Regions from separate parts of the Homo sapiens genome. Here region 1 is linked to region 2. A link is a contact called in ENCODE Hi-C or POLR2A ChIA-PET data. All regions are on one chromosome and are shown on one strand. Each heading gives the region's core, a stretch centred on a gene start or an enhancer-like site at or near the end of the contact. The rest is flanking DNA. Distances are from core to core; before and after follow the strand shown. Region 1 has its middle 13 kb from the start of SHISAL1. Region 2 holds the start of PARVG (parvin gamma).

What was found. A loop is a pair of places that touch in the nucleus more often than their neighbours do. ChIA-PET counts read pairs that join two places held with the same protein, here RNA polymerase II (POLR2A). Pooled maps may share reads with other maps.
Region 1: a map with no recorded cell type shows a loop between it and region 2 (5-fold over the local background). The contact joins the enhancer-like site here to the promoter of PARVG in region 2. A Hi-C loop is called at or near these places in 1 of 168 maps with a recorded cell type or tissue (OCI-LY7), 10 of 37 single-sample maps with no recorded cell type and 8 of 50 pooled maps. POLR2A ChIA-PET finds 5 or more read pairs at or near these places in 1 of 52 experiments (WTC11).

Annotation. Positions count from the first base shown.
Region 1 is chr22:44,324,772-44,327,602 of GRCh38, forward strand. It overlaps a transcript of SHISAL1 not described here. Among named protein-coding and RNA genes, the nearest start is that of SHISAL1, 13 kb to the left of the region's middle. Within about 2 kb of position 1,385, at least 3 of the 41 ENCODE cell types and tissues checked have a DNase peak (open chromatin) inside an H3K27ac peak, as active enhancers do.
Region 2 is chr22:44,179,475-44,182,174 of GRCh38, forward strand. It overlaps PARVG (parvin gamma), which reads left to right and starts at 1,451. Exons shown (of 14, transcript NM_022141.7): 1 at 1,451-1,711; 2 at 2,268-2,443. RefSeq lists silencers at 712-761, 1,932-2,061 and enhancers at 1,438-2,168, 2,169-2,700.

The DNA of each region.
Region 1 (2,831 bases), core at 135-2,634, 150 kb after region 2:
CCCGGAGCCTCCCTCTGGCCCGTTGTCCTGAGGATAGGGCTCATCTCAGCTGCACGGCTCATTCTCCAAAGGCCTTTCTGTCCTAGGGATCAGATTCCAGGCAGCTGCACCCAGCTGATGCTACACTGCCACACTCCAGCCCAGCGCCCAGAAGCTTGAACAATTTAAACAGCAAAGGCCCTGCTGGAGGGCTGGGTGCAGTGGCTCATGCCTGTAATCCCAGCACTTTGGGAGGCCAAGGTGGGTGGATCATCTGAGGTCAGGAGTTCAAGATCAGCCTGGCCAACGTGGCGAAACCCTGTCTCTACTAAAACTACAAAAATTAGCTGGGCATGGTGGTGGGCGCCTGTAATCCCAGCTACTAGGGAGGCTGAGGCAAGAGAATCGCTTGAACCCAGGAGGTGGAGGTTGCAGTGAGCTGAGATTGAGCAACTGCACTCCAGCCTGGGTGACAGAGAGAGACTCCGTCTCAAAAGAAAAAAAAAAAAAAAGACCCTGCTGGACTCTCACTGAGCTGAAGGCTGAACCTGGACCTTCTGGGACTTGGGATGATGCCAGGCTTCCTGCAAATGGGCAGAGAGAGGCTCCATCAGCACATTTTCTGGACGCAGAGACCGAGGCTCAGAGCTGGCAGCCCCAGCATGGGCATCACCGGGACCCAGGTCTTGAAGCCCAGCCCCTCTTGCAGCCAGGGAGTTCGGTTCCCGTGGAGGGAGAAAGGGGCCTTTCTAGACTTTGGAATTCATGTCTGTAGTTCTTTAAGTTTTAGAATTTCTATAGAATAACTTATTCTATTTGCTCTCAACCCGCACAGAGCCCATGAGATCCAGGGCCTTGGGTTTCAGAGTCCCGCCTGGCTGCGACTCTGGCCACCTTGCTTCCCATCTCTGGGCTCAGCTCTCTCCTTTAGGGAAACTTGGCCTGCCTTGGGCTACCCAAGGGCAGTGGAAAATAATGGATATGAAAGGGCTTTGTAAAAAGCCACATGTCCAGCCAGGTTGTCACAAAGGAACCTTCATAACGAGAAGCCACATCCGTGTGAGACCCACACCAAGAATTTCCTCAGGCTGCTCCTCTTCCCGAAATGCCCCTCTGCCTTCTTCTACTTGGCACGCTCCTACACACCTATCAAGACCCAAGCCGAAATTTACTTCTACCAGGAAGCCCTCCCTGACCCCTCTCAGGGGCTTTTCTTTAGTTCTCCTTCCCTTCCCCCAACAAACACACTGCAAAACTCACCAGGGAAGGACCCTGTTTCAAATCGCCCCTCCTCGCCCCAGAACTTGGTAGACGCTCCAGAAATGTGGAATGAATGAACACTAAATGCATTTCTTTCGGTCTGTAAATCCAGCTGCACACGTACAATTCTCCCGACAAAGGAAAGGAACCCAAAGTGAAAGCAAATCACCATCGTTTCCGTGACAAGCTCCGGGAGCCTCAGAGGAAATTCTCGCGCTGGATTATGGAAGGAATTTGCCTTTATTTTTAATTTGTGCCAATATCTAAGAAAACGGCACTTTATTTTGAGCCCATCAGGCGACAACGAGGAGCTTCGGAATCTGGCACGGGAGACAAACTTTCCCAGTCCAATTTCCCAATGCAAATCTCTCCTCCGCGGCAGAGCCGGCCATCCCCTCCCTCTGCTGGGCATCTCTCTGAGGCTTGCCAGGGAGGAATAATCAGATTATGTAGCTGGGTTTTCAAAGATCACGGTTTGTCTCATTTTCCAGGGAAGTGTGACCAAAAAAAAATTTTTTTTCCCTCCCAGGGCTCTGTTAAGAGCTTCCAGAACTTAATTCAGTGTTAAATGGGTGTAATTTGGGAAACTCATGCATTATTTCTTAATTTCTGGAGGCAGCCGTTTGCACACATCTGTTGGGGTAGGTGTGCGTGCAGGCAGATGGGTGGTGACTGGAGTATGTGCCCCAGATGGGAGGGGAAGGAGAGCAGGCTGGGGGGTATGGGCTGTCGATGTAAACGCCCTGTTCAGGTTGATGTCGAAAAATATAGGACTGGAGGCATTTACATTTCATCTCAGCTTCTGCTTCTGTGGATGGCTAGGCAGGGAGCGATTCTGAAGCCCTTTCCTAAAAGGAGTGCCTCGGTGGGCTTCAGTGTAAATTTCATCATCTAGGAAATGTTTGTACTCCTCCCCACACCCCCGACTCCCCAAAGCTCCTCAAGGCCTCTGGACAATGTCCACCATGTCTGCAATATAGGCTTGAACATCCTTGGCCCTCAAGAATCCCCAGTTCACTGTGTGACCTTGAACACGGTCCCAGCCCTCTCTGGGCCTCAGTGTCCCCATCTGAATATGGGGAAGCAGATCGGTTTCAGCCCCCTCCACCAGCAGTTCCTGGGGCCTCTCCCCATCACAGCACAGCACACGAGGCTCAGGCCTGCTGCTGGCACTGTCTCTGTCTACCACCCTGCCCACCCCCTTGAGGGCTGTGGAGAGTGGGGGGCGCGCACACACACACACACACACACACACACACACACACACACACGTGCGCGTACACCAGAGACCCTGCCTGGGCCTGGTCTGACGCTTTCAGAGGCACTGTGTCCTGAGGGGCTGAACGAGAAAACCTGGGCTTGTGGGAAGTGGGGACGGCCCGTGACTGGGGAAGTCAGGATGAACATTTCTGACCTGGCCACAGCTAAGAGGAAAAGGAGGAAGGGGCTCATGATAACTGGGGTGGGGGGACAGAAGGCACATCAGTAGGGCCAGTGGGACATCCACAGCCCCAGCTAGAGAATGATTTATTCATAGAGTCAATCGTTAAACAGGTTGGCTGGAAGCTGCCCGGGGGTGGGTCTCAGTGACC
Region 2 (2,700 bases), core at 201-2,700:
TGTGATGATAACAAGCTCACCCCACAGTCCTTAGATAACCTGTGCTCGTATTGCGTATGGAAGCCACAACTCTGCCAAAGCCACAATTTAATAGGTACTTCGTTCTGAGTGATGACAGGTAATTATTTTGCCATCACAGGCTACGATCTATTAGAACTCCATTCTCTAACAGTTACTAGGTCCCCACTGCCTTTAAATCAACCAGAACAAGTAACCAATCCCAGTTCCCATCCTGGAGGTCGTGTTGCCTGCAATTGTTTCTGGTAACAAATCCGAAGTTAATTGGGATTCAGTTGCCGATGATTAGAGTCTCTTCAGTTGTTTGGAGGAGAAAGGAATCTAACATAGGAAGCTGTGTGATTCTCAAGCTGTTGGAAGGCTGGAGGCAGCGCCTCCAGCAAGGACTCTTGGAAGAATACTGCAGAGCTGGCTCCTGAAGGAAGCTGCCGAGTCAGGCTGGCCCTAGAAGCATGCTTTCTGGGTTGAATGCTTTAGGTTCACCTCTGCAGATCCACTCCCCACCATTTTCTCTCCTCACATCTATGGGCCGCAGCAGGGGACTTCTTTTCTCTGGCTTCTGGCTGGATGTGGGCAGGGGAGGCCCTGGCAGGAGGGAGGAGAGTGAGGCTTGGTCATTGATTCCTCCAGCTGTGCCCTTCTGCTGGTTCACCATGAGCTGGCTGTGTCCCTCTACCAAAGGCCACAGCTCCTATCCCGAGGCCCCTCTTAGAGCTTCAGTGATTCTGTTCCTGGGCTCTGCCACCCACTCCCTCCTTCACCCTCTAGGTTTTGAAGAAGTAACAGCTCCCCATGTTGCTAGCCTGGGGTGTAGCACTGTCTCTTCTGGGTTCCTTTAACCCTGCCCCAGCTGTCCCTTTATTAAACAGTCTTCAGTTAGCACATGGGAATATACCGTCTCTTTGCTGCTGGGACTGTGACTGCTGCTACATCTATGTGGCTGTGATCCAGAGTCAGAAGCCACCACCAGAACCACTGTGTCCAGAGCTGGGCTGAGCCTGCTACACACGCCCCAGCAAAATAGGTCCTGCACGGTGGCTTCTCTCCCCACCTGTTACAAGCCCCAGTCTAGCACGGGCACTTCAGAATGGCAGGGACTGACTCATGTGCCTCAGTGTCTTCCTCTGTAATATGGGGGTGATGATTGTACCTACCTCACAAGGAAGTTTCCAGTAAAATGAAAGCCCTTAAAATTATGTTTGTTTCATCACCAATGACTCCATAAATATTAGCAACAATACCAGTACTAAGTTTTGTCATTTTTTATTAACTTCTTGTAAACGACCCTACTTTCCTGCTCTCACACACTCCTTACACCTGCATCCCACCTGATTTAGCCACTTTCTGCCTAACCTGTCAGAAAGGGTAGATAGCTTCCCAGTCACCTGTTGCTAGGGAAACTCACCATTTCAGCCCGGATGGTGAAGATTCCAGCTTGAGAGACCAGCTCGGGTCTGAAGTGTTTCTCTATCTACTGTGCTGAGATCTCTCCTTCTCGAACCCTGCTATGCCTTTGCATACGCTGTTTTCTCCACCTGCCACGTTCTCACCCCTTCTTCTTCCACTGCAAACTCCTATGCAGCCGTCAAGGCCCCATTCTCCTCTGGAAAGCCTTCCCGATCCCCTTGGCAACAACCACCACCAATATTTATTCACTGAGCCCACTTTGTGCCAAGCATTGTTCTAGACACGGGTATGTAACCGCGATTGAGAGAGACAGACCACGCACAGCCTGGATTTTATTTTAAGAGCTATTGGGTGCCGTTGGTGGGTTTGAGTGAGTGGGGTCAGGAAGTGACTCACTCCTCCGAGGGCTTGTGGGAGCCTCAGCTCAGGGGCGGGCAGGGGGCGTGGGGAAGTCTGCAGCCGAGAGTCCAGGTAGGAGTCTCCTGCGTGGTCCCGGGAGAGGAAGGGGCCTGGCCCGGGGCGGGGTGTGGAGGTGGGAGGACGGCGGTGCGGGATGGAGGGTGGAGGCCAGGCTGACAGGGTGCTGGTGGTGGGTTGCGGGGGTCGACCCCAGGCTCTGGCCTATGTAGCTGCCATTTTGGAGGTGAACAGCCTGCGGGGAAACTGGCATGGTTTGGGGAAGGCGGGGAGAGGGGGAGAAATGAAAGCATTGAGTTTAAGTGGCCTGCAGAACCCCGGGGGCCCAGGCGGCACGGCGGGCGCTGGGGCTCCGGGCAGAGCTTTCTGGAGGTTTGTGGCAGCTTCACTTTCACGGCATCCACCCCCCTCGGGCCCTGCCGCAGAGAGGAGGAAGCTCCTGCCGGCTGAGCGGGCCTGGAGGAAGTGAGCAGCGGGGCTCCTGCCTCCCGGCCTGGTCCCCGAAGACCCCAGAAGAACCCGGAACTTGCTTCCATTCGGAATCCAGGGACCACCCTTTGCACTCAGTAGGCCTTTGTTTTCCTGCGTGGAAAGCGGTTGGGTGAGTTCTGGCATCGGGGCCACCATACTTGAGTGTTGGGGGTCACGGAGGGAGGGGCCCAGACACCACCTGGGAAGGATCCCAGAGTGCAGTCCCAGCCCAGGCCACCCGGGGAAGGGAGTCGGTAAAGTGGGACCTTGAGTCCCCACGGCCCCTCCGGCTGCCCCTGCTCAGAGGCTGCTCGGCGTCCTCCCTCCCTGTTCTACTGAGGAGTTGCCGCCTCTGAACTTCAGCCAACCCCTCCGTCTCCAGGTGAA